2 separate regions of the Mus musculus genome follow, and region 1 is linked to region 2. Evidence: chromatin loops called from intact Hi-C (ENCODE). Cell type or tissue: left cerebral cortex. All regions are shown on one strand. Links, peaks and the distances in the headings refer to the core of each region. The heading gives the core; the rest is flanking DNA.

The links. A loop is a pair of places that touch in the nucleus more often than their neighbours do. Peaks named below come from ENCODE experiments on the same cell type or tissue, not always from the same donor. Only the 100,000 strongest peaks of a DNase experiment are listed, where the experiment ranks them.
Region 1: a loop joins it to region 2, with 3 times the contacts of the local background. A loop is called at or near these places in 4 of 42 quality-filtered maps.

Annotation. Positions count from the first base shown.
Region 1 is chr3:139,197,232-139,212,944 of GRCm38, reverse strand. It overlaps Stpg2 (sperm tail PG rich repeat containing 2), which reads right to left and starts at 7,052. Exons shown (of 14, transcript NM_198659.2): 1 at 6,938-7,052; 2 at 581-693. The coding sequence starts at 7,046. In left cerebral cortex, for the core only: a CTCF peak has its summit at 7,380; DNase peaks (open chromatin) are centred at 7,095, 7,309 and 8,241; H3K4me3 peaks cover 1,294 bases; H3K27ac peaks cover 1,136 bases.
Region 2 is chr3:138,473,836-138,489,548 of GRCm38, reverse strand. It overlaps Metap1 (methionyl aminopeptidase 1), which reads left to right and starts at 167. Exons shown (of 11, transcript NM_175224.4): 1 at 167-291; 2 at 6,431-6,482; 3 at 8,749-8,861; 4 at 10,619-10,679; 5 at 14,471-14,562; 6 at 15,562-15,645. The coding sequence starts at 178. It overlaps Gm32553 (a long non-coding RNA gene), which reads left to right and starts at 1,488. Exons shown (of 2, transcript XR_001784010.2): 1 at 1,488-3,216; 2 at 4,314-5,139. In left cerebral cortex, for the core only: a CTCF peak has its summit at 7,837; a DNase peak (open chromatin) is centred at 7,406.

The sequences.
Region 1 (15,713 bases), core at 3,262-11,261, 720 kb before region 2:
TCAGAGATTCAGTCCAGTATAATCAAGTGGGGAACATGGCAGCATCCAGGCAAGCATGGTACGAGAGGAGCTGAGAGTTCTACATCTTCATCTGCAGGCCTCTAAGAGAAGACTGACTTCTAGGCAGCTAGGAAGAGGATCTTAAAGCCCACACCCACAGTGACACACCTACTCCTATAAGGCCACACTTCATAATAGTGCCACTCCCTGGGACAACCATATACAACCATCAAAAATCATGAAAAACACACAGGAAGTCAACAGCAAGTGCATTTACATTCTATTATTTAAATTATGAAAATAAAGATTTAAAAGAGAAAGATATGGGGGAAGGAAATAAAATACAGGAAATGGCACTTTATTATTGAGACAAGAAATATGCATTTTTGTCTGATTTTTATTGGTATTTTAGCCTAAGATTAGTCTTAAAATTGCAATATTGGGGTTATAAATGTGTAGTACAGTGTAGTCAAGGCTAGCCTTGAACTTTCAATGCTGGAGTTATACATGTGTGCCTCTGGATCTGGTTAAGAAAACATGGTTGTCTTTAACTCAGCCACTTATAACATTGTAAACACACCTGTGCTTGTGATACGTTGTAGTGTGCTGGACCTGGAACAGCTTGGCCAGCATCAGAGGAGACAACACAAGCACTTGTTTTGGAACTCAAAGAAAGAAATGGTGCATAGCAACCTATAAAAAAAAAAAAATCAGTCACTCTATTGACACATAACAGTAGATCAGAGAGATTTCTGAGAAAATATTCTCAGATTTAGTACCCTCAGAATTAAGACTATATTTTCAAAACTAAAATCTATTCATACAAGTTATAACACTTTTAAAATTCTCATTTAAGATGACAATTCTTATTATTGTCTATTAAATATGAGACCCTATAGGAGTGACCTTACTAAACAACAAAATTTCTCCTCTCTCTCTCTCTCTCTCTCTCCCCCCCCTTTCTCTCTCCTCCCTCTCCCTCTCCTCCCTCTCCCTCTCCCTTCCCCTCCCCCTCCCCCTCTCCCTCTCTCCCTCCCTCTCTCCCTCTTCCTCTCCCTCTCCTCCCTCTCCCTCTCCCTTCCTCTGCCCCTCCCCCTCCCCCTCTCCCTCTCTCCCTCCCTCTCTCCCCCTCCCTCTCCCTTCCCCTCCCCCTCCCCCTCTCCTTCTCCCTCTCCCTCTCTCCCTCCCTCTATCCCTCTTCCTCTCCCTCTCCCTCTCTCTCTCTGTCTGTGTATGTTATGTGAATGTGTTATCCATATGTGTACATATGTGTGTCTAAATGTGCTGACTTGTAGATAAGTGTATGGAAGCCAGAGGTCATCAGGGGCCTTCTTCCAGGCCTTTCCAGCTTATTCTTTGAGACAGGGCATTACTGATCGTAGAACTTTTCAAATGATGATTAGACTAGCTTGCCAGTGTATCCCCGGCCCTGGCCTAGCTAGCCCTGCACTGAGATTACAGAACCACACAACTGTGGATGACTGCAGGTGGGCACTGGGATACAAACTCAGATGCTGATGCCTATGCAACAAGAACCTTAGCCACTGAGCTGCTTCTCCAGCCTTCTTCCTCTTCTAATCACATGTGACAGCTACATTTAGCTGAGAAAACATTTTATCTACCACTGTTCTGTGATCTTAAATAGCAAATATTATGTGTGTGTGATACATATACGTATGTAAATAAAGTTATAGACATTGCTAAAGAAGTATTTCAGTGATAGAGCACATACCTAGGATGCACCAAGAGAGACTTAGAGGGAGAGAGAGACATAGAGGTAGAGGGAGGCAGAAAGGGAGAGGGAGCGAGAGCGAGAGAGTGAGAAAGAGAGAGAACTGAGATGGAGATAATTTAAACCAGATTGACAGCAAGTTATTGATGATGCTTTGGCACATAATTGGTGCTCAGTAAATATTTCTTGATTGTCTAATTCTAAACAAAAGTTTACAGAACAAGTAATCACTGTACTAGACATATTTGAATAGCAAATTTGGGTAGCCTACTAAATGTATTTTAAGAAGGTGAAAAAGGACACCATAATACATCCATTCCTCAGATCATTGATGTTAGAGTATATAACAAATATGTGTGGTTTTAAACTCTGTATATAAAAGAAATGGGCAATGAAGAAGAAATCTAGTATTCATAAAATCTTCATTGGAATTTTCCAAAATTAATCATAATCTTCTGTTACAGAGCTCAAGTATACATGGAGTTATGAATACAACAAAAACACAAAATAAAAACAACTGTAGTGATAATTTTCACATAGATAGGTCCTCTTCCGTTTAATTTGTAGCTGTGTACTAATGTTTACATGTTTCTCAGAATTTCCAACTGGCCTGGTGCCTTAGTTAGGGCTTTACTGCTGTGAACAGACACCATGACCAAGGCAAGTCTTATAAGAAACAACACTTAATTGGGGCTGGTTTACAGGTTCAGAGTCCATTATCATCAACCTATTCCAACAAGGCCACACCTCCAAATGGTGCCACTCCCTGGTATAAGAATATACAAACCATCACACCTGGTTTTCCCCAAACATTGGCTCTCAAGTGCTAAAACTAGACTAATTACATACAACCAGGATGTTTGGTGACTACCATAATACTCTGCTGTTAGAGTGTGTGAAGGTGTGTCTCTATATATTCAATTGTTAATTCTGTACTGGAAGAGAGTGAAATACTAGCAGGTCCTCGGTATTGTTATTTCTATAGCCCATCCTCTGTCTCATATTGTGTAAGTATTTGTTCTTCCTTACCTGTGGATGGATGGACTAGAGCAGAGCAGAGTTGTAGGACTGACCACATAACAGAGTATAATGGCAGGATTGGTGGGGTTAGAGTAGCTGGGAGATTGCTCTAGCTGAAAGACCTAAGCTTTAAAATATTTTTTTAAAACCTTCTGTGTTGTTACTTTTATCACTGGCAGGCATAAGGTAGTCTTGCAATACTCTTCACAATCAACAATAAAGAATAACTGGTTTTCTATATTATACATTTTGTTAGTCATTCATAATACTGGATATTTTGTATACTGTATTATGTATTCTATGAGCCTGCGTAATAAAGAAAGTACAGTAAAAGATAAAAACCTGATTTCAAATGATGGAGAAATTAAGTAAAGACAATTATCATACTATCTATGCTGCCAATGTCTAAGGTACAAAAAGAAGAGTGCTCCAGAGAATTCACATTAGTAGAATTTGATGTGGGGTATATAAATAAGCTGACATATGAAGTGGTACCTTACAATGATAAATCAAACTGACAGAAAAGGGAAATTAAGAGCATGGGAGAAGGAAAGATTTAAAAGGAATGAGTTCAGTTTGGGATATATTGAGTTTGATGTGCCGACAGCAAAAGATAAATCAGACTGGCACAAAGCAATAAAAGTCCATTCTACAAAAGAAGGTGTCCAGTATGTGATGAAAAGACAAGTTATGCAGCCACAATGACAGCCACAAAGCAAAGGGCGTTCTTCACATATAAAACAACAAGGTCATTGAAACAGGCATTCATCTGCAGAGATACCAGTGTACACAGCAATCACATATACATTAATTATCTAAACCTATGTCACAACTGCACTCCCTGGTATGTGCATTATCTATATTCTGACTAGCTAGGACAATAAAATCATTCTTGTCAGCATAAACATATAGGTGCATCTACAGGACCACTGATAAATCTCCTTCCACCCTGCACTGGTGGCAGATAAAACTCCTTCAAAGAAGAATGCTGCAAAAGAAAATAACTAGAAGATGCTGTTTTCCAGTTTAGTTGACTGATACATATTCCACATAGACAGCTAATGTTGGGTGCTGTTCACTTTGAAAGTACATTTAAAAAGTAATGAAATACTCCCGACACAATACCAGGATAGGCATGTATTTTTAAAAGAACTTGTTTTCTCATGTGATAAGATGGTAGACTAGGCTACCTCTCCTTAGGGAAATATTGCTTTAGGAAGATATGCTTCCTTCTCAGATTAGTTAAAAAAAAAAAAAAGCAAGACATAGCTCTTTTTTGCCTGTGGAATTTGAATATCCATTCTCTTTCCCACTCATAAAAACACAGTAGCTCAGTCCTGATCCATTAAGGATACAAATCTTAAGTTTATTCCTGATCAAATGACCTAAAACCAAGGCTATCAATTAGTATATTAAGTAGGAAAACATGGAGCTAGTATACTGGAGGGTTGGCTAAGTAAGATAAAGAGGAAAAAGGAGACCACTAGGTTGAGAATATCCTAACACTACAAGATCTGTCCCTCTTGTGAGGCTTGCTGTAAGAATTAAGTTACACAAGGTCCCTCCATCTTTCCTTTCCACATCAGACTCTTAACATACACCTAATCTTTCATTGAAATAGATGGACAGCTCTGCACAGTTCAGTAAATTACCTATTATAAACATGCATGAAATAGCATGGTAGCTGCTTTTAAATTATCTCATCGAGAAATGTAGCAGAAAAATGCTCAGAAACACCTGTTCTATCAATTATAAACATGTTGCCCTGAACAGCATAGCATGCACGCGCGCGCGCACACACACACACACACACACACACACACACACACACACACACAATCTCCTCAGAGTTCCCAAGCACAGAATTTTTAAACATACTTCAAAAGTGAACAAAGTATAATCCTTTAAGTTAGTATACAGGGCTGACTATATCCTACATACTACCCTTTAGTAACAAAAGCCATAGTGTTTTGGAGAAGGTGTTATGTGTGTGTGTGTGTCTGTCTTTCTGTGTGTGTGTGTGTGTGTGTGTGTGTGTGTGTACATGTGGAAGACAGATGACAACTTGTAAGAGTCATCTTACAAGATGTTAAGAGTTATTATGCTCAAGTCATCAAATTTGGCAGTAAGTGACTTTACCCATTAAGCCATCTCACCCACCCCATAGAAACTTTTAATGTGGTCCACTAGTTTATACGTTACTACAAGGTATTTTTCACTAAGAATATTGTTTTACTGGGTTGAAAACTAAGAATGGAGTAAACATCATGATCCCTGCTCTCAAGTAGTTTACATTTTGGTGGAGCTTTTGTGTGTGTGTGTGTGTGTGTGTTAGAATCAAACTGCTACCAAAAAAGTTACCATAAGCCAGAAGGATGGAAAAGTAAGACTAGTCAGAGATTTTTATTTCAATTGAATATCAAGAATAAGTAGAAGCAAGCCAGGAGGAGTAGGAGCATAGAACACACTGGGCACATGGTGCAAAAGAACAGAAGTGACAAAAAATGATCTTAAGAATATTATCAAGTTAGAATGGCTGAACTGTAGGTCATGTGTAGGAGCATGTACAGGTGTTTGGAAAGATCAGACTAAATGGAACACAAGACCGGGGGTGATAACAAAAAAGAATTCTACTACCATTGATGAGTTTAGATTTTTTAACCCTGCCGTTAACAAAAATAAATATATTTTTTGTTTTTCAAATAATGTATGTTTTTTAAACATACTACTAAACACAAAATGAAAGATAAAATTATGACACTGAGACAGAAACAACATGCTACTGATTTAATTGAGAAAAAATAAATTGGATTGTATTAAATTGGGTAGCTATGAACAAAGGGGAAGAATTTCTGAGAGATTGTGAACATTTAACCAATGGTCTTAAAGGCCAAGAGAAATGGCCAGGCAAAAAAAGTAAGCTAGAGTTCTAAAGCTTAGACCAGCCATGCAAGGATGTCTGTAAAGTGACTGACAACGACGCAGACTTTAAGCCTGTGGGAAACTTAGAGACATAAACCACCTCTATCTCTATAAAGAATTTCACTTGGGAGTGGCTGGATATAAATGGTGATTGAAGTAACAGATATGAATAAGAGAGTACAATGAGCAAAGCAACAAGAACAAGATGTAAAGCTAAGTATCTTATAAATTTAGCTGTGCATGATTAGTGGGAAAAAAAGAAAAATAAAACATGATTCCTTGCTTCAGTACCGAATCATGTGTCAGGTACTGAACAGCAGGAAAAAAAATGAGACAGAAAGCAACAAAGAAAGTGGTCAGCTGTACCAAAATAAAGGTCAAAAAAAAAAGTTATGGGTGTGCAAAAGCATCATAGGTGTGCCCATTACAGATGGTCACTGGTAAACACAAGATGCTGGGGAATACATGCTTATACCATCTCAACAGTACTTGGCATAGGTACCAAAAATGCTGAGGACAGATGCTGAAAAGATGTAAAATTTGAGATCTGAAACGCAAACAGAATTTTACCATGTCCAGAGAAACTTAAACTAACCATAATGGAGCAGGGATGTAAACAGAGTACTCACTCCTGGAACTTTAAGGGGGCAGGAGGTATTTTATATCTACTGAAAAATGCAGGTTTACAAAAGAAACCACTAGAATTTGGGTGGTATTAAACTCAAACAAAAACAAAAACCAGAACTTTAAAAGCAGAGACCGAATTAGAAATATTTATTAAAAGTTGGACCTAATTCACAAACTGGGGGGGGGGGGGGGGGTGAGAAATGAAGAAAAGCAATTAACTACTTCAATTATTAGTCCCTAGGCCACCCCTGAAGGCTATAACTTTTCACAGAATGTAGAAAGAGGGTCTCAGTATAAAGCCAGGGATGGTCAGATAACTTCACTCCGGGGAGTGGGGGAGATTGGGGACGGGATCCAATTTGTAAGTGATAATACAGAATAGAAATGTAAACAATTACATCGTGGTAAATAAATCTGATTAAAGTGTGTGCAAAAGCAAGTATTGTGTTTCATACAGTCACAAACTTGTTATGTCATACAGTCAAGAGCCAAGGAATCAAAATCCTGGTTCTAGTATCGTCTCTACCTGCGACGTGTTACATTTCTGAACAGTGGTCCTTTTTGACTTTGTGTTTAACCTGAGGGCAGGCTGAAGGCGGGCCGTCTGTCACCGCAAGCTGGCCATCAGCATCTTACCTGTGGCCTGCTGCTTAGGAAAAGGTACCTGGTAGGTCCCAGGCCCCACGTGCTCCTCGGTGCTGCCGCGGTTGGCACAGTCGAGCCAGCGCGGAGCACGGTCATACATAGTGATGAGGGGCGGGGCCCACGGGACCGGAAACTAGACAGGCGGCCTGCGTCGTCCCTACACGCGGGACTAGAGTGCGAGCTGCGTGCTGACTGGCTCAGCGGCGTCAGCTTTCCCTCGGGTCCTCGGCACAGAGGTAAAGTGGCGAGGACAGCAGCCAGAGGACCCGCCCGCCAGCCCGCCAGCGTTCAATTCAGCGCTCACGGGTCACGCCAGAGACCGGGCTTAGCCGCCTGAACTTCCGGCTCTGGCTCCGCCCACTCCCCGCCTCCCGGAAACCTTGGAAGGGCAGAGGCCGGAAGGACTCGGGCCTGTAGGTGCACTTCCGGCACCGGCCTCGGAGCATTTCCGGTCGAGCGCTCAGAGCTCGGAGATGTCTTGTAGAGTCTGACGAAGCTCCCTGCGCTAGGCAGGGCGGTGCTGCACCTCAGCTCCACCTCAGCTCCGCCTCAACTCACCTGCTTCCTGTCCCAGAATACCTTCGCTGCGCAGAAAAGCCCTAGAAACGCACTAGAAGGAGGCGAATTAATTTGATTTTGATTTGCCTTCCCTGTAAATCAGGGTGACTGGAAAGACCCGGGGGGCGGGGCAGCGAGGCGGGGACAGGTGGAATAGAAAAGCTCGGGACCCCAAAACAGGGTTTGGGATCAGCAAAGTCCCCCTTCACTCCTGTCAAAAAGGCATCCTCTGAATAAAGTCACTACTGAATCTGACCTGCAGGCCATCAAGATTTCTAAAGGAAAGCTGGGAACGCAGAGGGTTGGGGGCGGGGGTGGGGGGGTGACAAGAAATGGCAACATCTGAAAAGGGGAAAGCTTGCCTACTGAAGCAAGTCAAGGGCAAGGGCTAAAAACTGCTTCTGGTGTTGGACACGGATAAATGGCAACATTGTCTACAAAGTAAGGTGAAGGCATCGAAAAAGCCCAAGCCACCCTCATCGATCCACTGAATCTTCAGCAACAGGCGCTGGAGAGTATCAGAATCCATCTATGTGTTTGGTTGGTTTTTTTCATTAAGAAATCCACACAGCTTCTAAACATCCTTAAAGGCTTAGGCCAGTGGTTCTCAACCTTCTGAATGCTGCAACCCTTTAATACGGTTTCTCAACTTGTAGTGGCCCCATACCATAAAATCATTTTCATTGCTACTTTATAACTTTGGTACTGTTAGGAAGCACAATGTAAGTATTTTTGGAGGTAGAAGTTTGCCAGTGGGGTTGTGACCCACAGGTAAAGAACCACTGGCTTAGGCAATCCTTCCATGGCCCTGCCTTACCCACAAAAGAGCTAGAGTGCCTCAGTCCCCAATACAAACTTAAATATATTTAAATTTTGTGATTCTTAGTTTGCTACTTAGTTCTGAATTAATTGTGGCATCTCTGTTAGAATACTCAAAAAGTATGTGTGTGTGGTTCCTAAGAATCTTTTGATGTCTTCTACTAAACAGCTGGATCATTACTTACTTGAAAAGAACTTATTGGCAAATGTATATAGTTCTCTTACTCTTCTAAGTTAACCTGGATACAAATAAAACTAAAGCCCCTGTCCCTGGGTAGGTCATGAATAGCCCAAGAAGGGGCAAGCAAGGTATACAGAATGGCAAGAGAATATCACAAGCACTTGGGAAACTTATTTGTAATGAAGTGTTTAACTTTCTTGTTAACCTTAATGCTTCCTACATTCTTATAAAACTCATAAGTAGCTGGGAAGTGGTGACACATGCCTTTAATCCTAGCACCCAGAAGGCAGAGGCAACAGATCTCTGTGAGTACCAGGCCATCCCAGTCTACCAAGTGAGTTCCAGGACAGCAAGGACTACACAGAGAATCCCTGTCTCAAAAAAGGAAACATAAGAGTTCTTGGTGGGGGTTTTTTGTTTGTTTGTTTTGTTTTTTGTTTGTTTGTTTTGCCTCATATATCTGGCAAGATCCCATTCAGAAGAACTAGAATGGATGTGCAATGACATACTAGAAAGAGTCACAGATAAAAGGATGGAAAATTGTGTCATTAAAAGTCATGTTTCCTTTAACAACCTATTGGACATTCCTTATATATCATTTGCTCTTGGTAATAAAAGCCAATATATCAATTCAGACAGCATGTTCATGCCAGAGTATAGCATTGATAGCCTGGTTGTGCTATAGCAGTAGGGTAGCTTGCCATTTGTCCAGAAATTGAAGAAAATACCTAGGTAGTGAGATAAAGGATTTATTCGAAATCTACCAACAGGGATGCTGGCAGGGGTGAGAGTGACCATGCTAACATTGAGTGTACAGAGGGATGGAGCACAGAGCGATGCTGTGCAGCTGAGTGTCCCCTTTCCACCAGCAGTAGTGTCCAGCTGCAGCAAGAGCATCTCACAGTGCTTTTCATTGCACCTGATGAACACAGGGAAAGGGACTTTGGAAATCAGACCACATAAGCAGTGATTTCATTGGCTTCCTAGACTGTTTTGTCCTTGCATGACCAGCATGCAAAGGAACTGCTGAATGGTCCTATAGATGGCAGGTTTCCTCTAAAGATAACCTAGTTGGCCATTGTTCCCATGATATATGAGAATGAGTTACTCTAGAAAGCCCTTACCTAAATGTTCTCATCTCAACCTGTTTTCTTTGTCACATTGCTCAGAGTCTTAGGAAAAGAAAGGGTCATTTCAGGAACATGGTAGTTAAGTGTCCTTCTGAGAGATGATTCACAAGTCCCATGGAGGAGATGACAATGGAACATAGTCATATCCTTCTCTGGCTGATTGCTGTCTTTAATGCACAAATTACCCCTTCCTTGAGTAGATTTGGGGTTAGATTAGCAATAGAAGTGGTAGGGTGTTACCTGCCTTCTATCTGGCTTAAGTTTTTGACCATTGAGAGGGTGGGAGAGCAACCACCTCAAGCTCATTCACAAACCTGTAATAGGGAACCTGTGCCTGAAATACCAGCTTGGTACACAGTGTTCTTTGCCTAGCCTGTCTCCTGGGAGAGCATTCTTTCCTCAAGGACTTCATAGGGATGAGTGGATGATCAATGGCAGAACTTCCAGACCCTTAATAATTTTATAATGCTTGATCTCCAACAATTCTGCATTCTTAAGTCTTTATTTTTAGCATGGAAATATGTCTTCACTGTATATTTCCAGCAAAAAGTTTCTTCTTGTGGTTCAATAACCAGAGTATATAGCACTTACGGATTAGAAATTACTTTTAAATAAGAAAAGTAAATATTTTTAAAAGTCTCTCATTGTGTCTCTTGAACAGTCCTCATTGAGTGTGCTACTTAAAAATGTTAATTATAATTATCCATAAGCACAATATAGATAATTTGGTCCAGCCATTCACAGTGCCTAAATCAAAAATGTTTAATGCTATTTAGCAGCACTCTAGTTGAACATTTCCATGGTGTTAGCAAGAGCTGTTTGGACTAAAATTTATCTGACCTTAGAATTTATGCTTCTTCCATTTCTACCTAATACCTCCTTTCAGAATAAACTTTTTAATGGAGCCTTATGCAGATGTGGTGTCTTGCATTTTTAATCCCAGGCTTCAGGAAACAGAAGTGGACCTTTGTGAGTTCCAGGACAAGCAGGACTACAGAGTGAAACCCCTTCTCAATGAAATAAAAATGGGAGGTGGTTCAGCAGCCAAAAGCACTGGCTGCTCTTAAAAATTGCAGGACCTACATGGAGGCTCACAGCCACCTTAACTCCAGTTCTAGGGGACCAATGCCCTCTTCTAAGCCTCTGAGAGCAACAAGCATGTAAGTAGTATACAGGCAAAAACATTCAGGCAAAACGCTTACAGCCATAAAATTAAAAATACGTTTTAAATGTATATAGAACAAAAGCAGAATTTTGTTAATAACAAATTCCATGAAATCAATGTGATTCTTTATCAAATATGCAGTGTAACTATGTGGTGAGGAAATACACAGATTAATTTGTCTACGTAGAATTTAGATTAATTTAAAATGATTAATTTAAAAATATGATATATTAAGTGCCAAATGAAAGTGGAGAATTCTGACTTACCCAGTGACTGAATACTGTTTAATGTAATATGCCAAGATGATTTAGAAAATAATTTCATTTTTTGTTGTTGTTGTTGTTGATTGATTCATTTTGCTTTTTTGAGACTTGATCTTGAAGTGTAGGTAAAGCTGGCCTCAACTACAAATTTTACCTTCTGTCTCCCCACTACAGTGATTACAGATATATGCTACCATGCCCAGTTTAAAGCTAAATTCATTAACTCATTGTGACTTTAATTTTCCATTGCTTTGCCTATTGGTAAAAAGGAATGAGTCACTTTACATTTATCAAACAGAGCTAAATAAACCCTATCAATGTTGATGGAGGTCACACTGTGTGTTTCAAAGATTGCAAAGTATATTTTACGTATTTTTGTTCAGTATAGAATTTCATTGCTCTACATTTCAGTAAATGCATTTTAGAATTACTTCCTTTTTTCCCTGTTCTTACCAAGCAGTATGTGAGCACTTGACAGGAAGAACTCATTTCTTCTACAGCAATGTGGCAAATTCTATTAATTTATCCACTCCATACTGAAGCTTAAGGCCATTAAATGTATTGGCCAGTATGTCATAGATTACTGAGTGGTGGAGGTAGATATGAAGCCAGCCTGAGTCCATAGCTTGGTTTCATTCAAAGATGCATGGTCTCACGGTAAATCATGCATTTCCCAGTTGGTTTTTTTGGTTTGGTTTGGTTTGGTTTGGTTTGGTTTGGTTTGGTTTGGTTTGGTTGTTTGTTTACTTTTCTTCATGTTTGATTATTCCTCTTGAAGAAATTACTGGAGACAGTTTTTCAAGGATGGAATGGAGGCTTCATTATAGCAGAGTATCGTTATGCCCAATCACAGTGCTCTCCATACCTTGATGGTGACTCCCCTTCTTAACATCATTTTATGGACCAAGAATAACCTGCTATAGCCCCAAGTGCTATTGGCAGCAGGCAGGAAGAACAAAGATGCAGTCCTCTCCCTCTCAAGAAGGCTTGGTGTCTCTTTCTTTTTCTTTCTTCTTTGCCCTGTTTTTCTTCTTCTTCCATTATATCTTATTCTCTCTCACAACTGCTGTATACATTGAGATACATGCATATCTAGGTGTTTGTTTAATACCTAACATAAATGCCCCACAACCACTTCATAAGGACTATGCCAAGACTTAAATCTTAAATTCTTTTTCCCCTTTAGGAAGCCTGATTCTCCCTCTCTCTCTTCCCATTTCTGTTCTAAAGAACAAACCTCATCCCATAGATAAGGCTGTGAAACTCTTACATGACTTCTCCTCCCACATGCAAACAACTGCCAAGTTCTGTTACTTCCACCTCTGCGATCTTGCTGAAATCCACCTCCTCATCCCATTCTCACTGCCATTTTGTTGATGCTCTGAGCACCGTTGGATTTTTTTCTAATAGCTCAAATGGAATGCCTCTCTCCAGAATCTCTGACGCAGCTTAGCCCACACAGTGCAGCTAGGTTAACCTTACCAAGTACAGTTTGCTGAACATCACTCCCCTGCTTGAAAATTTCCTGTGGCTTACCTTGAATAAAAGCAGCATTTTTCTGCTTAAACAACCCTACTTACCTTTCTCTTCCTGTATTCCACTATTCCCCAGCCACACAAGTTACATATTGGTCACAAACCTCTGCAGTTGTTCAAAGATCAGAACTGCTCTCCTGCTACTGTTCAGCTATTAATATGAAGTTCTAGAGAGCATTATTTTCTGTTCCCATAGTGCTTAGCATAGTACACTTTAAAGAATTGTTTTAATGTTTACTGAATACATGTTTAGAAGCAAAATAAAATACAGAGTGGAATAAAACCAAGCAATACTACTTTCTATACCAGCTTAGTTTATATTAAATTTGATGAGATAGAGCTAAGACTTTAAAATATGATAGACCATCAAAACATTACTAACCATTTTTTCCCAAAAAAAAAGAATGAACCAGAATTATTTCTTTTGCTTTGGTTTGATTTGGTTGGTTGGTTGGTTAGTTGATTGGTTTGTTTGTTTGTTTGTTTGTTTATTTCAAGACAGGGTTTTGATATATGTATTTCCAAAAGAGAGGAGGATGTGGTCAAAATTATAAAATTTAGAATACAGAATGAAATTACTGAAAGAGACAGGTAACAACTAGCAAAATAAGAAGCAGTGTTACAGGATACTTGATCGCACTGTGAACCCCGGTATTATTATTTACCAAAGGGAGGGAAGACTGTTGTGGTGTGGCTCAACCCTTAGCACACAGTAAATTTATCCCTTTGGTTGGAAAACAGACATGCCCTTAGTACACATCTTCAATCCGAGACACATTAGGTAAAGGTAGTTTGTAGAAGGAAGCACCCAAGTTTAAAAGTGATGTCTAATTGGCTGGCAGACACAATGGCGAATCAAAGATTTGACAGAATAGGATAGGCCTAACTCTGATGAGACGAGAGAAGTAAGAGAAGCTACTAAATGAGCAGTGGAGAGAGAGGGGGGGAGAAAAAAATGAGGGGAAAGAGGCAGTTTTGCCAGGACAGTTGTACAGAGACAGTTGCAGAGAGAGAACAAGCTAAGTACAACAAGCCAACAAATGAGAAGGAGCCAAAAGATTAGAACACATTGCTAGAGTTAGTTTGAGGTCAAGCAGAGCAATTCTGGAAAGGCCAAATGAGAAGGCAGATTAAATCAGTCATCTTGGAGAACAGATTGAGCCAGAAGAGCTAAATTGAACCAGCCAGCCAGAGATCAGAAAGAGCAAGAAAGGGTGAGCTTACTGAGCAGTAAGTCCCAGAGGCTGAAATTATTCTAGGCCTAGATAAGATTGTACAGAGGCTAGAAGCTTCCAAGACTAGGCCTGAGTGAGCAGATGGAGGCAGTAAGCCTGCAAGGCAACAATTTCATCTGCAGAAATGAACATCACTTTTACAAAACAGATTTTGGGAGTTTTAAGGGCACCACAATAAGTTTTAAAGCTAAATGTTACTCTCCAGGTGCATAACTGTGTTGATTAATTGAAGCAACAGCTAGCTATTGCTGAGATTCAAGTTAGCCTGAAAGAACTGTGAATGAGTATGTCAATGTGTAGACTGAGAAACATAAAAAATATCAAATCGGTAAGGAAGAAATCATAAACTTGAAAGATAAGGTCAAAATAACTAATATCCAAGTGTAAGGAGTGGGTTCTGATGCCTTGATTGGGAATCTGCATGTGAACACTGAAGGTCCTGTCTCCATTTGTTTCTTGATGGATCAATAAAGATGCCCCCAACCAATGGCTGGGTGGAAGAGGTGGGACTTCCAGGTTCTCACAGGCAGGCTAGGAGACAGAGAAGGGAAAAGATTTGTCATGCTTTGGAGGGAGAGAAAGCCACCAGCCTCGTGAGATCTCAGGTGGAGTAAACATTGGCTGCTTCCCCGACTGGGTCTGGGTAGCAGGTGGGAGTAAGCTGAGGGCATATTTAGGGTGCTGAGCAAGGAGAAGGAAACTGGGCAGCTAAGCAGAGGGCAGGATTAGAGGTGGTGAGCTGGGAGTGAAGGTAAGGTCACATTAGCCACAGGAGGCTTAAAAGTGCCTGGCCATTGAGCTAAAAGGTATATTAAAAATAAGCGTGTGTGTGTGTGTGTGTGTGTGTGTGTGTGTGTGTGTGTGTGTGTTTCATCCATGGATCCAAGGGAACCTGGGTGGGTGATGGGAGCGCAGTCTGTCCAGAGCTTAAAATGATGTATAGAAACCACATGCACCGTCCAACTAATGGACATTTGAACCACAGAAAAGATCATGACAAAAGAAGTAAAACCAAGACAAGGTTTTTGACCTCCACATAATGTCATAGCATATATGCATGTGTACACACATACACACAGACACACACACACACACACATAAAACAAAGTGTAATTTTTAAAATGTAATGCTATATAGCACATAATATATATACATGCACAAGTACATAGACATACGTTTTCTTTCTGTTCATCCAAAACATTACAAATGAGCAAGAAAAATGCCTCTTAACGCTGTGACAGAATCAAGACAGGACACTGTGTAGGCGCTTTAAAGGTTTAGCATTCCAGTTAATAATATTAATTCCCATGAGATATTGTTGAGGAAAAAGATTTTAAAAAATACATGATACCATTTTTTTCAAACTAAGCAATATAAAAGGAATATAAATATCAAATGTATGCATAAGCATGTGGAGAATATGAATGGGCATGTGCCAGGCTATTGGTATAAATCTGTTAAAATGGAGAGGTGATGTGTGCAGGAGAAGAATCTGTAAATATATATAATATATATGTCACATTTTTACATTATTTGTAAAATAAGGGAAATGTTTCTGTGTTATTCAATAAAATTTAACATGCAAAATTTTGCTGGAAGGGACAAAATGGGGAGAGAGAGCCATTGAAGCTGTGAGATGATGTCATTATCCCTTGTAATAAATGCTGTGAAGAAAGGGCAGCCAGAGTTAAGTAAGGTGGGGTTCCATGAGGAGCAGCCAGAGACAAGTGAGGTGGGGGTCCATGGGAAGGGATGCCATCACATGCTACTTTCCTTCTAAAAAAAATAATAAAGACTAAACAAAGCATCTTTAAAAAGGATTATGCATAGTTTTTAAAAATTATAAATTGGCAAATTTGACACTGAAATTCAGTATATTAA
Region 2 (15,713 bases), core at 3,509-11,508:
CGCGCTAAGGGGCGGGGCCCTGGCCGCGCGTGCGCGGAGGGGGGCGGGGGCGCGCTGCGTAGGGGCGGGCCCTGGTCCTCCCGGTCCGGCGCCTAGGCCTGCCATCGGAGCTCCTCCCCGGCTGGGTCCCTCTCCCCGCCCTGTGGCGGTTCCTCCCTCCTCCGGCAGCCAGGCAGCATGGCGGCGGTGGAGACGCGGGTGTGCGAGACGGACGGCTGCAGCAGCGAGGCCAAGCTCCAGTGTCCCACCTGCATCAAGCTGGGCATCCAGGGCTCGTACTTCTGCTCGCAGGTAGCCGCCCACCCCGCGCCCCTCCGGTCCTCCGCCTCTGGGCCTTGTCGCCTCCCGCTCGGGCCTCCGAGCGGCCCGGGCCTCGGGAGCCGGGAGCCCGGCCGCCGGCGCTCTCGGGGGCGGAAGCTGACCTGCGGCGGGTTCGGGCCAGGCCTCCGCGGTCCCGTGGGCGGCCAGGTGTGTGCGCAGGTAGGGACGCGCGGGAGCCGGTAGCCCAAGACCTCCGCCGAGCCGGGGTCGGGTCTGGACGCCGCTGGCCGCGCTCCCGGGGCTTCTCTCCGGTGTCTCTGCAATCCCGGACGGAGACGGAAGCGACCTGCCGGGGCCTGGGGGTGGCTGCAGTCTCCCGTAGAGGAGAGCTGTTTCAGTCTCACTTCTTTTGTGTTTTACTACCGCGCTTTGACATTTAAGTAACTTTGAGTGTAGGCGTGGAGAGAGGTCGGTGTAATTCATTCTTTTCCGTTGGCATCTCAGATTATTAATTTGAGAACCGGTAAGGTAAAGAGATGAGTCACTTCTGTTACTGAAGTTCCTGGAGTAGAAAGGACAGTCCCGCAGGGGTTGTGCTTCAAGGCTCCGACGTAGTTTTTGTGCAACTGAGCAAACCTAGCACTGAGTGGGGCCCTGACAGAAGTGTGTATTTATTGAACAGTATTTGTGTCCCATCGCGTTTCTAGACTCAGAATAATGGCAAGGCAAGTAGTAGATGGTTATTAGGCTCTTAGTTACAATTTGTTGAGGAGAAGAATATAAGTACGTTGGTAATAAACTGACAGGTTCCTGGGAGAGGGGAGTTAATAGGCCAAAGACCTTGGCATGCTAGTTTTTCTGAGAGCTTGAGTAAGTGAAATTACTTAAGTTCCCCAGTTTCAGTGTTACTCTATACAGAGAGAATGAGGGTACCTTTCATTCTGTATTGTACAAGATTGTGCTGACAATGAAATTAAGGAAGACCCTGTAGCCCTATCATTTAGAGACGTTTTGTTTTTTAAAGGATTCCACTACAATTTAATGCTGGTATCTAGATAAAGTTGAAGAAGAATAATTATGTCACCAGTGGTAAGTGATACATGCCTTTAATCGCAGCACTTGGGAGTCAGGCAGGCAAATCTGTCAGTTCTAGGTCAGCCTGGTGTACAAGCAAGTTCCAGGACGGCCAGGGTTCTGGGGTGGGGGCGGGGGTGGGGTGGGGGGAAGAATAGTTATATGAAAATAGCAAAACCAACTATTTTCTAAGATAAAATAGATGGAAAGATAAAATAAGATGAAGCCAATGATTAAAAGCCTTAGCAATTGTAGTAAACCATTGCAAGAGTCCTTCACTATTGTATGATCTTGCCTTTAGAGAGTATATGACCCTTGACCTTGCTGACATCACTTTCCAAGCTTTGCACTTGGAGGAGAGAGACCTGAAAATAGCCTTGGAGCTATTAACCTGGTGCAGGGCCTCTTGTGGCTTTAATGTTTTCCAGTTTAACTTAGTGAGTTCTGTGTGGAATCTGGATTTAAAACAAAAATTTGCTATGAAAATTGTGTGCCATCTGACTAGATCAATGTATATAGTTCGTATTCAGGGGTTTCAAGTTGAGAGGCGCTAGGTGTGGTGGCATACACCTTTAATCCCGGTGCTTTGGAGGCAGAAGCTGGCAGAACTCTACTAGGCCAACCTGGTTTACCTAGTGAATTTTAAGGCCAGCCCTTGCTAAATAATGAGACTCTTATCTCAAAAAAAGAGAAAGAAAACGAACAAAAAATGGCTGGGCTGGAGAGATGGCTCAGTGGTTAAGAGCACTTTCTGCTCTTTGAGGGGACCTAAGTTCAGTTCCCAGCACCACGTGGTTCTCACAAACTTCTCAGGCACCAGGCACATAGCGCACAGGCACACTTGAAGGCAGAGCATCCATACACATAAAATAGAAATGAAATCTTAAAAACCATTGGGTGGCATGCATGGGTTAATGTGTACTGACACTAGCTCCCAAATTGATTATCCAGTACCAAGAGGTCAGCTCAGAAATCACATACACATTAGGATCCTTATATGGACTGAGAAGGTCATATTTATATGTTTACAAACACACACACACACACACACACACAAACACATACACACACACACACAATTACAAAGTTATAGAGGCCATGAAATTAAGAGCAAGGAGGTTTATGGGAAGGGTTGGAGGGAGGAAAGAGAAGTGGGGAAGACAGCATAGTTACAAATTATGGAATATATAAATGCTTAAAAGCATACTGTCCATCGAGCATAGGTGGCATTCTGTTGGAACGAGTAGAGCATCCGAGATCTCTATGAGTGTAGTCTGTGCTGGAGTCTGTATGTGTATACTAGTATTACTGATAGCCATGAAATCAAATATACCCACTCCCATGGCTAGCTTGTGAAATTTGTCACTGAGTCAGTTGTAGCAGTTCCTCTCTCCACTGTAATTCCTCACTTTATAGACGAACCACTCAGACAGGACCAGACTAGGTCTGAGTGTCCGAGTCGGCTTTCCCACGGTTGGCTCCTGCATATGCAGTAATGAGCTTCTTACTGTTGTAGGTTCTGAGTCCACATTAGAGCAGCTCTTCTCACACGAGGCGGGTCGCCTGCTGTAGTAAGGGCTGTGTCCATATTCTTTACTTACCCAAAATAGTGTCCTCTGGAGTCACAGCTCTTCTGTCAGCCCCACCTTGATGGAGTCACTGTAACTTTTCCTAAACACAGTTACAAGGTGCTGAACCTAAGGCTTTTCCTCACCATCGGGTGTGTTCTTTTCAGGTTTCTTCCCCTCCTCTCACTCTTCGGTTCCCTAATATTGGCCAGCTTGTCTTTGGAACCAAACCAAGCCAACCAAACTATACCTTTTTATAGCACCATGTAATGGCCTGCAGTTACCTTACCAGTTAAGCAGTGTCCTCGATCAGGTGAGCTATCCTCCTCATGGCCCAGTGCTCCTTCCCGTCACTGTACTTGTAGGCAGCCGGTGGCCAGCACATTTGAATGAATGAGTAACTATCTGAAAAGGAGAACGGCACCTCTGCGGTGTGACATTGTCCATGTGACTTCTGGTTTGAATTTTCTTTTGAAAATGGGAGCACTAAGAATTCCTATCATATGGTTTTGATAGGTGAAATGAATAGGTAGGGCACCAACCAGAAAAGTAAACTATAAAAATAATTTTAATAGCCGGGCAGTGGTGGTGAACGCCTTTAATCCCAGCACTCGGGAGGCAGAGGCAGGCGGATTTCCAAGTTCGAGGCCAGCCTGGTTTACAGAGTGAGTTTCAGGACAGCCAGGACTACACAGAGAAACCCTGTCTTGAGAAAACAAAACAAAACAAAACAAAACAAAATTTAATAAAAAAAAATCTTTTTATCTGAGTTGTTTCAGTTTAAGAAATTTTCTTCCTTTAATGGAATAAGACCCATTATCCAAAGGTTGTGATGTTTGTATTACTAAATTAGTAGCAGTTGTCTATACCTTTTTTTTCTTCACCTGTAAGGTTTTTTGTTTTGTTTTGTTTTTTGTTTTTCGAGACAGGGTTTCTCTGTATAGCCCTGGCTGTTCTGGAACTCACTTTGTAGACCAGGCTGGCCTCGAACTCAGAAATCTGCCTGCCTCTGCCTCCCAAGTGCTGGGATTAAAGGCGTGCGCCACCACCGCCCGACAGAGCTGAGGTTTTTTTCATTGTTGTGTTTTCTGAAGTTCCTTGTGTCAATATGTGCTCAGTTCATTACATGAAGGATGAAAGGAGTGGGCCTGTTGTGGAAAGTGGGATTCTACACTTGCGTTATCTTTTTAAAGGATGGATGATAGGCTAGGCAAAGTATCTGTTGATTTTGACTGAACTAAAATTTTATTTCCTCCCCTCTTTTCTCTCTTTTCTCTTCTCTTCTCTCCTCTCCTCTCCTCTCCTCTCCTCTCCTCCCCTCCCCTCCCCTCCCCTCCCCTCCCCTCCCCTCCCCTCCCCTCCCCTTCTCTTCTCTTCTCTTCTCTTCTCTCTTTGGTTTTTTTGAAGCAGGATTCCTTTGTGTAGTCCTGGCTGTTCTGGAACTCAGTCTGTAGACCAGGCTGGAACTCAGGCCCCAAGTGCTGGGGTGAAAGACATATTCCATCTCGCCCAGCTAAAATTTGAGTTTCTTGACTGCTGTTATTTAGCCAGGTTCTCGTCTGTTCATTGTCTTGCCCTAAGCCAGGTAATTAGCTGAGACGGAAGTAAATAATACACTACTGTTTGTGGCCATCAGACCTTAGAAAGTCAGTGGGAGGAGAGGGTGATTAAAGCCATGCGTGGGTTTCACAGTCTTTGTGCCTCTGTCCTTATGGGTGGATGGTACCATCCTTAGAGGTGGGAAGAGGGTTACTGTAGAACATGGGACTAGCTAGCCTAGTGTCTGGTGAATGGTTTCAGGATGCTTATCACCTTATTGTTTGTTGATCATGTGTGGGAGTGTTGGATCTGCATGTATGTTTGTGTACAGTGTGAGTGCATGGTGTTCTTGGAGGTCAGAAGTGGTCCTCAGATCCCCTGGATGGGTAAGCATGGTTGTGAGGCCCCCTGTGGGTGCTGGGAACTGCACTAGGGTCCTCTGCAGCATCAACACGTGAGTTCTCTTACCTGCTGATGAGTTGCTCTGGCTCCAGCCTCATGGATTGAAAACAGACCGAAAACAGAAGTGAAAATATTTGAGAATAAGTATTGGTTAGGACATTTGGGTAAATTCTTTTTTTTTTTTTTTTTTTTTGAGATAATTCTCATTCTGTGTTTAAGCTGGGTTCTCATGTCCTTTGTGGGTACGCTTGTGTACGCCCTACCTCTCGCCCTACAAAAATAAGTCTTTAAAAAATATTGGTGATGTGGGATTGTTGACGTTGCAGGCTTTCTAAAGACACTAGATATGAAAGCAGAGGAAACGATGCACTCGTGTGTGCACACAATTTGACATAAATGTTGGAAATATTTCATTGGGAGATGGCTCCAACTTACACTGCAAGTAAAGTACTGGGCTCCAGGTCAGGCATTCAGCAGTAAATAGAAGATGGTTCCTTACCATCTTGCAGTGCAGGAGACAAATAGTAAGGTGAACATTCTATAACTAATTCCATGGCTTAAGTTATAAAGAAATACATAGTGCTATGAAAAGGGAGGGGCAAGGGAGGGCGGGACTATGTAAGGATGGGTCTATTCTAGCAATAACATACCAAAAGGCTCCAGACTTGACCACTTGACAGTTAATTTCCAGATACGTAACCAGAGTTAAGACTTTTTTTAAAGCTTCCTGACAGAAGAAACACAGAGGAGGAATGGTTGTTTTAGCTTACAGCTTTTTTTTTTTTTTTTGAGATTTATTTATTTCACTTATATGAGTACACTTTAGCTGTCTTCAGACACACCAGAAGGGGCATCAGTTCCCATTGCAGATAGTTGTGAGCCACCATGTGGTTGCTGGGATTTGAACTCAGGACCTCTGGAAGAGCAGTCAGTGCTCTTAACCGCTGAGCCATCTCTCCAGCCCAAGCTTACAGTTTAAGAAGAGAAACATCCCTCCTTGAATATCCATTTTAGTGACATATAGTGAAAACTGGTGGGCCAGGCATGGGGTGGGTTGGTCACATTATATCTGCAGTCAGGATGTGGGACCAGACATCAGATCTCAAGGTTAGCCCCTAGTGACATACTTCTTTCCACAGGACTCATTCCTAAAGGTTGTACAACCTTACCAAATAATAATACTAACTAGGGAGTAAGTGTTCAAACACGGTGCAGGGGTGGGGTGGGGTAGGAATACTCGTATTAGGTATTGAAGGCACTATGTACTCTGCAAATGCTCCACCACTGAACTATAACCCTAGCCTTAGATTACTTCCTGAACTGATACTATGAGTTGATGTCATTTATTAAGCCTTCTCTAAATATTTATATTACAAACCTTTGTGTTTTAGTCTGTGTATTTATTTTTATATTTTTGAGGTAGTCCTGGCTGGTGTAGATCCCACCTGCATGCCCCTGCCTCCAGAGGTGTGGGATTAAAGACCTGTACCACTGCCTGACCAACAACTGTTTCCTCCTTGTAATAGTCCTTAAAGTGTTTCTGATGAAGGAAGGCTTGGCACTGATTTTCTTGTTCGCTCTTTTAGGAATGCTTTAAAGGAAGCTGGGCCACTCACAAGTTACTACATAAGAAAGCAAGTAAGTAACATTGTGTATCCTATGCCCTTTGCCTGGAGTGGAGCCTTTTCTTAGTGTCAGGACTTCCTTTACTACAGAAAGTATGTGTTCGAGTGTTCTGAAAGAATGGTCCTGACATCTGGAATTATGATTTTTTGATAATATGTGATAAAATATGTGAATTAGATCTGCTTGATCTTGTTCATGGGTTTAATATGCAAACATGAGATCGTCGCTAAGAGAGGTGGCTCTAGCTTGGCTAGTACCGGATAGTGCCCTAGTCTTTTGGCGCTGCTAGAAATGTGTGCATATTGTAGACTGAGGGTGCAGTACATGTTCATGTTATTTGGCCAGATCTGTTGCTCCGTAGCTGATAATGGTCTTAAACTCCCAGCCTTCCTGTTTCTACCTCCTAAGTGCTGGATTATAAGCATGTGTCACCGTACCCTGTTTATTTTGGGGGTATCTTACATGACTGTTGCTTAGCTATTGTCAGCCACACTGATATGATGTTTATTCAGGATAGCTTTTCTGTATCAGCTCCTCACCCTGTAAATTTAGTCATTGCTGTGGCTGACCCGAGACAGCCTGACATGGTTACCTGGAGTGACAAGGACTTGCTATGCATACCATCTGATGGATGTAGGCTCGCCAGGTAGTACGTGGAGTTGGTGTGAACTTTCTGTCTTAATGATTTTGGTGCATTGCACTCTTCTGCATGTTTCTAGGTGTTAGTTGGTCTAATAAAGTTTGTTAGATTGCTTTACCAAAGTATCTGAGGTTAGCCAAACCAACTTTGAAGGAGAAGGAAATAAAAGTACTAAAAAGATATATTTTTCATAGTGGTAAAAAGCATTATCTGAGCTTAGTGAGAGTTCTGGGCTGTCCAGAGGAGGAGCTGTAGTCTCTGACGTAGTGTAAGCGGAAGCTCACCCGAGCAGAAAGGGAGGAATTAACCGCTTTTGGCCGTTCCCTTGAATGGATGTGTATGCCTTGGAGGTCGTGTATTTTGGGCCGTAGCGTGAATGAAGTCTGATGCTCTTTGGCCCACTGCCTGTATCTTATCTGGACCTATGGCGCAGTGTCCTTTGCTTTCACAGCTGTTTACTGAGTTTTGCTCTCAGCCTCAGCTCATTTCAGGATCATTAGGAATTAGCGCTTGTCTAGCCTTTGAGGCTCAGATGGAATGGATCCTGAAATGAAAGCTTACCTAAACTTTCAGGTGCGAATTCCTAGTGAGCTCTGTGGAGAGGTTAGATAAAAACTCCTGTGTTTCAGCTCCTGTTTGTCTTGGTGGCTTTGTGCACCCTGCTTTCAATTCTCCTTTGAAAATAATGGTGCTTGTGACGGGCCTGAGCTCACCAGCAGGGGCTTTGGGTGTGAAAGGTTCCTTCTTCCTCCTCCCTGGGAGTGTGGCTAAGCCAGAACCTCTGAGTCTGTTTTGAGACAGAAGCTAAGGGGTTGTTGTTGTCGGTTTTAAATTGCATTTATCATTCCATGCAGCGTGTGTGGAAGGAAGTCAAGACTTTTTGGGGGATATGGTTTTCTTCTTCTACCATGTGAGGTATTGGAGAGCAAATCTCAAGTATGACTTGAACTTAATGATCCTCCTGCCTTGGTTCTCAACTTGTACCACTGTGCTCAGTAAATCTTGATTGTTCTAATGTAGATTTAAAAAGACATATTCCTAGAGGTTCCTGTTTCAGACAAACCACTTCATGCTAACTTTACCTAAAGCAAGCATAAATTGTCATTTTGAAGAATTTTCAGTAGTACTTGAATCTAGTGACAGTGAATGGAGTCTGTTTTTGTCCTGGGTTCAAAAATGGTTTTGTATTGATTGAAAACCTTCACTTAAAAGCCAATGAATGGTTGGATATTGGTTTTTTTTTTTTTTTTTTTTTTTTTTTTTTTAATGTAAGCTTTGGGGTGGTTTAAGATCACTGATCTTAAATAATAAGACAATAGAATTCAGCTGTTAAATCTGATTTCAGTGGGAAGGTTCTGCTCCTATTTGATATCTTAAAATGAGTTTTGTATGAATTGACATTGTAGAAAGTGTAACCATTGAAAGCTGCTCTGTTTGAGACTGAACAGCATGTGTCTAGGTGGTCTTCCCCGACAGTGAGATCTGAGAGGGGCGGAAGGCTTTGTCAGGTTAGATTGGATGCTTGCTAGATTTTTGCTCCACCTAATGAGAATTTAAATAAACTGCTGTTCAAGCCTACTGTCTGAAGCATTCTTTTCTGTCCTTCCTTTCACATCTGTCCATCTCTCTCTCTTCCAGAAGATGAAAAGGCAAAGCGAGAAGTGTGTTCCTGGACTGTAGAAGGTGATGTCAACACTGACCCATGGGCAGGCTATCGGTACACTGGTAAACTCAGGCCACATTATCCACTGGTGAGTATGTAAAGTAATTAGATTGTAACATTGTATAAAACAATTTTCAGTTTTCTGAGATTGGTGCTTGTAAGTGTTATTCTAGTAGCGAATCATGAACAGGGTTGTTTTCAGAAAGAAATGTACATTCGAGCTCTCGGGCCGTATCATTTAGGAGCTAGCAGGGACGGTTGGCAGTTGTGGAAGAAGTGGAACATTTTTAGATGTAAAGACTAAAACTTTATTAATTTTATAGAAGAATGGTGTATGCTATTGATTTTCTACAATTTTTTAATATGACCCATTGTGACCTAATTATAATGGATTAGGTACCACTCCTAACCCTTTCTGTTGGACTCAAAAGTTCTTTTTAGTTGTTTGAGAACTTCATGCATAAATAAAATGTGGTTTGATCAGGCTCAGCTCTAACTCCTCCATTGTTTCTCTACTACATTTCCCTCACAACTTCATGGACTTTAAAAAACTGATTGAGTCCACTTAGTACTGCCAGTGTGACGTGGGTGGGCCGCTCACCAGAGCACAGGCCCATTGTCAGGGACTCATTCATACAGACATGGGTGCCTAGGGCTCCTCCAGCCATGCTGCAGTTTGGCTGGTTTGATCTTGCACAAGTTGTATGCATGCACTCTCAGCTGTTGCTGTTGTCAGGTCTTGTGTGCAACAGGCTTCTCATGTACAGTCAATGCTGTCTTGCTGCAGATGTCCACAACCTCTGCCTGATTGGGGAAAGCCTTAAAACCAATGATAAGTAGACTCTTTACTCCCAAAGCATTGTGCCACTTTTGAACTAGGTACATGGGTGAGGCTGCTCATTGCTCTAGCTGGAAGGGTTCGTAGCGGGGCAAGTGTTGGTTACTTTCCCCTGCCTCGCTCGCCCTTTCCAGAACTGGGAAACCCAGCCAGTAGATGAAGCTTTCACTTCAGTACAAGATTAGTTTCTTCATAGGACTCCAGAGCGATCTGTTGTTTTGAGATAAGGTCTCTCCATATAGCCCTGGCAGTTCTAGAACTCACTATGTGTAGACCAGGCAGGCCTCAAACTCACCTGCCACTGTCCCCCAAGCGCTGGTATTAAAGGCGTGTGCAAGCACATCCTCTGAACGTAAGAGTTTTAATGTGAGAGTCACTTGTTGAAATTTGCTATCCTTGCATATTTGATTGCTACCTTAAAAAAAAAACCAAATATGTCTTTAGTATAAAATCTGGAAAACTACCAGATACATAAGGAAGTTCTGTATTCTCCCTCTAGGGATGTTTGCCCTGGACACCTCTTTCTTACTGTTACCAGCTTGCCAGTTTGGAGCAACTGCTGCTGCTTTTTATTTTTTTTTTTTAAGATTTACTGCTCCTAATACTTAAATTAATATGTGCTTATATCTCTGTGCGGGTATGAGCACATGAGTTCGTGTATCAGGAGAGCCCAGAGGTGTGGGGTCGGTCTCTCTGGAGTTGGAGTTCTGGGTGGTTGTCAGCCACCTGATGAGCATGCTGAGACCGGAAGAGCTGACTCTTAAACACTGAGCCGTCTGTCTGTCTGTCTCTCCAGCCTCAGGGCTAATCTTAAAGTGTGGACGCCTGGGCCATTCTCCTTCTTTCTCAAACATATGTGCCGCCAAGGCTAGAACATAAACTTCCTCTCGGTGAGCGAGATGGATGTTAGGATACTGACATGTCAGCCAAAACTGACTGTGAAAAGCTTGGACTGGAACTCTTCAGTTAGTTAAGAAGTGTTGAGCTTACTTCACTGTTGTTTTTAGATGCCAACACGGCCAGTGCCCAGTTACATTCAGAGGCCGGACTATGCTGACCATCCCTTAGGTAAGTCCTGCTTGGCTCATCTCCACAGTGTGCAGTTTGTGGGCTTCATTATCTGTACGGGAGTTTTCAGGGCTGGACATAGAATGTAAACATTGTATCTTTTTTTTAAAGCCACATTAGAACATTTAAGGTAAAGATTTTTTCCTCACTAGGAATATATCCAGTTCTGAAAACAGTGTTTATTATTATTAAAGACTACATTAAAAAATACTATATTTTGTGTTAAATGAGCTGCCAGATGGGAGGGGAAGGTTTATATTTTCTTTTTGCTCTTAGCTAAATTAAGGCAAAAGTAGATTGTGAAGGCCTGAGTGAATGGAACTTTGGGCTGTGGCAGTATGAGAGAGACTAGTAATGGTGGTGTAACGGTAGCTGTGGTGAGCGTGACGGTGAGAATTCCTTAATCGTAACTGATATTTATTTTTGCTTAACTATGTGTCAGGCACTGTGCTAAGTTCTTTGCACGTGTTACTCCATTTAATACTTTCAACATTTCTGAGGTAGGTTCTGTTGTCTTCTCTATTTTATAGATAATATTAGTGAGACATGCAGAGAAGATGAGTAATTTGCTACCCAGGTCAGTGGACTTAGTCTCTGACCTTTGGAATTGTACAGTATTTAGGTTGGACTAGGGGCTAATTGATTTTGCATGTCAAAAATGAGAAATGGTTGAATATCAGCAGTTTGACTTGATTTATTTGTTTATTTTAAAATTTAGAACATTTACAGATTTTCAGTCTTGAGACATGATCTTACTGCTTCGCCCAGGCTGGCCTCACATGTAGTCTCCTTCTGTCTCAGCCTCCTGAGTGTGGGATTAAATGTCTCTGTCACCGTATGCACCTAGTGCGCCTGTGTATATGTTTAGTGAGCTGCCTGGCTCTTTAGACTCATGGAGCCATATTATATTTCTATATATAATCTCAAAATTTTGTTAAATTCATTGTAGATAAATATAAGGAGAAGGCAGTAGGAATGATAGAATAATGTGGACATTTGTAATTTTACTCTCTTTTGAGTATAGTAATAACTTATATTAAAGAAATACCTTTAATAGAATAGTGCTCTGCATTAAGGTCTGCTCTGTAGAGGTAGCTGCTTTAAGAGCACGCCTTAGATACTGTGAATCCACATCAGGTCCAGCGCTGGTTATATGCAGAGTGAACACACCACATATACCTTTTACAGTCTAGTTTTCTTTTATTGTGAGTCTATTGCCTTGGATGTATTCCATTTGAGTTCGTGTAAGTTCTTTGGTTCTGTAATTTTAATTTCATTGTGTGGGTGTATCATAATTATCAACTAGGCTCCTACTAATGAGTGGTTAGATTAGACTATTTGCAGGGTTTTGCTTCTGTGAATTTGATTGCAGTTTCTATTTTTCTATTTTCTATTATTCTATTTTATTCTATTTTCTATTTTTTATTTTGAGATTCTAGAAATTTCAAAGATTTTGCCAGTTATTACTCTGATTAAAAACGTGAGCACACTTCTCTGATAGAAAATAGACTAAGATTGGAATGATTCTGTGAGGCCCAGCGGGGTCCCTGTGCGAGGGTGACACACCCTTCCTCAGTGGTCCAGTTGAGAAAAGCGAACGGGAGAATTGGCTTCTCCCCCTTTGTCTCCACATTGTTTGCTGTCAAGCTTTACTGGTCTTTATAAACCTGAAAGTTGAAACATTATATATATTTTTTGTAGCTTGCAACTTTGAATTATAAGGTTTAACATCTTTTCATGTATTAAAAGTCATATTTCCTATCCTTTTGAGTGTCTGTTCATATTTGTATCTTCTTTTTCCATTAGACTACTAGATCCCCCAATTTCTAAAATATTCATTGTACATTAACAATGACATATAGGATAGAAATGTTTTCTCCTCAGCTGAACACTATTTTGTCATTATATAATGACATACTTTCAGTGTTTGTGTGTGTAGTAAGATAAATGTGACTTGTATTATTGTATTTAATTCTTACACGTCTTTGGTGGTATTTGGTTAATTATGTGCCACGGCCAAACTTGGCCATTAGAAATGTGTTCATATGTATATGCCTTGTTCCTGTCACCTTTGCCTTTTTTCAGAATTTTCCGGAGTATTGTATGTTTCTTTTACTGTATTAAGTTTAAAATAAGCTTGTCTTGATTTCTAAAACTATCTTGTTGGCATTTTAAATTAACTAATAATATAGATTAATTTTGGAAGAATTAATATCTTGTGTTTTGTTCAAGAATAGGGTATGCTTTCTGTTTTATTAACCTTTTGTGTATTACAGTGGCATTTTCAGAGTTCTGTTTTGAAGCTCTTATTTTTATATTTGTTCTGGGTATTTTAGTGGGTTTAGCTTGTTTGTACTCTGGTAAAGTTCCTGATTTTGACATCTTACCTGCTAGCGTGGAAAACGATCCTTTCATCCATATGCCAGGCGCTTCTTTTCTCCTTGGTCTGCGTGTAAGACCTGAGATGGATGAAGCTTGGATCTTTTTCCTTTCAGTTTTATGGTTTTGTTCTTTCTAGTATAGCCAGAATAGCATTGTGCCACCTAATAATCATTCTATGATGTTCATCTTGATTTGACGTTTATACTTTAAGGTGGTAGCTGTCCATGTTATGAGGATTATCATTCTGGATAGTCATTCATTTTCTAGTATTGAATTAATAGCCCTATCTTTTGATGTGAATCAGGCTGGGGAGCTAGCCGAGTGGTTAGCAGCGCTCTCAGCCCTGTGGCTCCTGTTTCAGGGATGCAGTCCTCTCCCTGGCCTGCACGCGCTAGCTCACACGGGTGGCACACACAGAAAAAACTGCAGAAACATTTGTTTGCGCATTTTTTATTTCAGAGAATGCAAATAGGGTTGATTTGTTTCACACCCACCGCACCAAGATTTTGAAATAGTTGCTGTGTTGACTGTTTCTTTTAAGTTTATATAAAACTTAAATTAGTGTAGACTAATTTCATTAATGAAGATTATTTGGGCAGTATCTCCCAAACTTTTATTATGACCCGAGTGAGAAACGGGCTTTATGCCACGATCTCTGTGCATAAGAACCAGTAATCCGATACTTCACAGCAGTATTTACCTGGGCTGCATATTATAGAATCTGATACTTGGCTTCCTGTTTCACTTTTCAGATGGGAGGTACAGCTACTAAAAGTCATAAGCTAGGTTGGAGAGATGGCTCAGTGGTTAAAAGAGTACTGCTGCTCTTCTAGAGGACCCAGGTTCAATTCCTAGCACCCCCGTGATAGCTCACAGCCTCCTCTAAGTTCCAGGGGACCAGATGCCCTCTTCTGGTCCTCATGGCCACAAGGCATGCGTGTGGAATATCTGTACACATGAAACTAAAAGAAAAAAAAGCAAAAAATCCTTAGGATTTTGAGTAGTTTGAGTGGCATTGACTGGTTCTGGTTTTACAGCATCACTATAGTCGATTAGTTGTTGGTGTGTAAAGGCATCGTGAAAACAGGCCATGAAACCAGTGCCACTGTGCTGTGCTTGTCGAACGCGTTAGTTACCGAGTCCAGCAGTGTGCTGCCTGCATGTAGGAAGTACTCTGTAGACAGTCAGTGATTCCTAGAGGAACTTTTAGACAGTTTTTTTTCTTTATAATTTCTTTTATTTCCTTTTTGTGTTGAAAACACTAAGAAAATAAACTACCATGCCCCCAGCACCCCATATAAACTAGTACTGTGCATAGGAGTCAGCCGTTGCCACCTTCAGTGAATAATGTGCTGCGGAATTGTACTCCTGTGTGTGGTGCGGTGTTACTCACGCATTCTCCATTCCAGGAATGTCTGAATCGGAGCAGGCTCTTAAAGGTACCTCTCAGATTAAGTTACTCTCATCTGAAGATATAGAAGGGATGCGACTCGTGTGTAGGGTAAGATTTACTTTTTCCTCACGGGTAGGACAGGGTTAAGAGCACAGACTCCCCATCCCTTCTTACTTTCAAAACATCTTTTTATATTTAAGTAATCAATTTTAATATAAAGCTAACAGCAGGTCATCTGTAGTCATTTTCTTTGATCAACTTGGTATTGTTTGTTTGCATAAACATTTACTGAACTGAAAAGATTGAAGGATGAGCATGGCTTTACTCTGCCCTCGAGCTGGCAGTGTAACTATTATTATTATTATTATTACGATTTTATTTGCTTGTATTTTGAAGGGTCTCTCTCTGTAGCCCCAGCTATCTTGGAACTCACTGTGTAGACCAGGCTATCCTTGAACTCAGATCTAACCTGCCTCTGCCTCATGAGTGCTGGGATCAAAGGCGAGCACCACTGTGACTCCTGGCTTTCTTGTTTTTCTTTTTGCAGCATTATTTTTAAAGAGTGAACTTTTTATGATACTTGTCATTCTGTATTTACAAATGTTGTAGCACAGGACAGAGTGCAAGGCTCCCACAGGTTAGACTAAAGTCTTAGGAGATACTGTGTTGGAGTCTGGAGGGGTGGCTGGGCTAGATAGCTGGAATCACGGGTATATATTTTTTCTAAAGAAGAAAAGCCTTAGATGCTGACTTGGGCCTTTTGTGTAGTGTTTGAAAAGTGATTTAATGCTAATTATTTGGAGAATTTTATATTTTTTCACTTGCCTTGATTTTTCTGAGGAAATCACTGTTTCCCTTCATGCTCCCCATTCTAGAAATGTCAGATTAGACCTTTGTCAGTTGATTATAAGTTTATTTATTACAAAGTCTGTTTATCCCAACTTTTATATAAATTTGTTTTTATATTTATATATTTCTAACATTAAATATTGCATACAAAATGATATCAGATGGTTTCATTTGATTGATTTTTCACAAAATCAAAGAGAGTACAGTGTATAGGTTCTGTTTGATTTCATCTTGAGTGTACTTAGTTTTCCTTTCCAGCTTGCCAGAGAAGTTTTGGACATTGCTGCTGGGATGATTAAAGCGGGTGTAACTACTGAAGAGATCGACCACGCTGTACACTTAGTAAGAACTTTACTTTCTTATTTCAGGAGCTTCAGATTATTAGATTACTTAAACTTCATTTTATAATG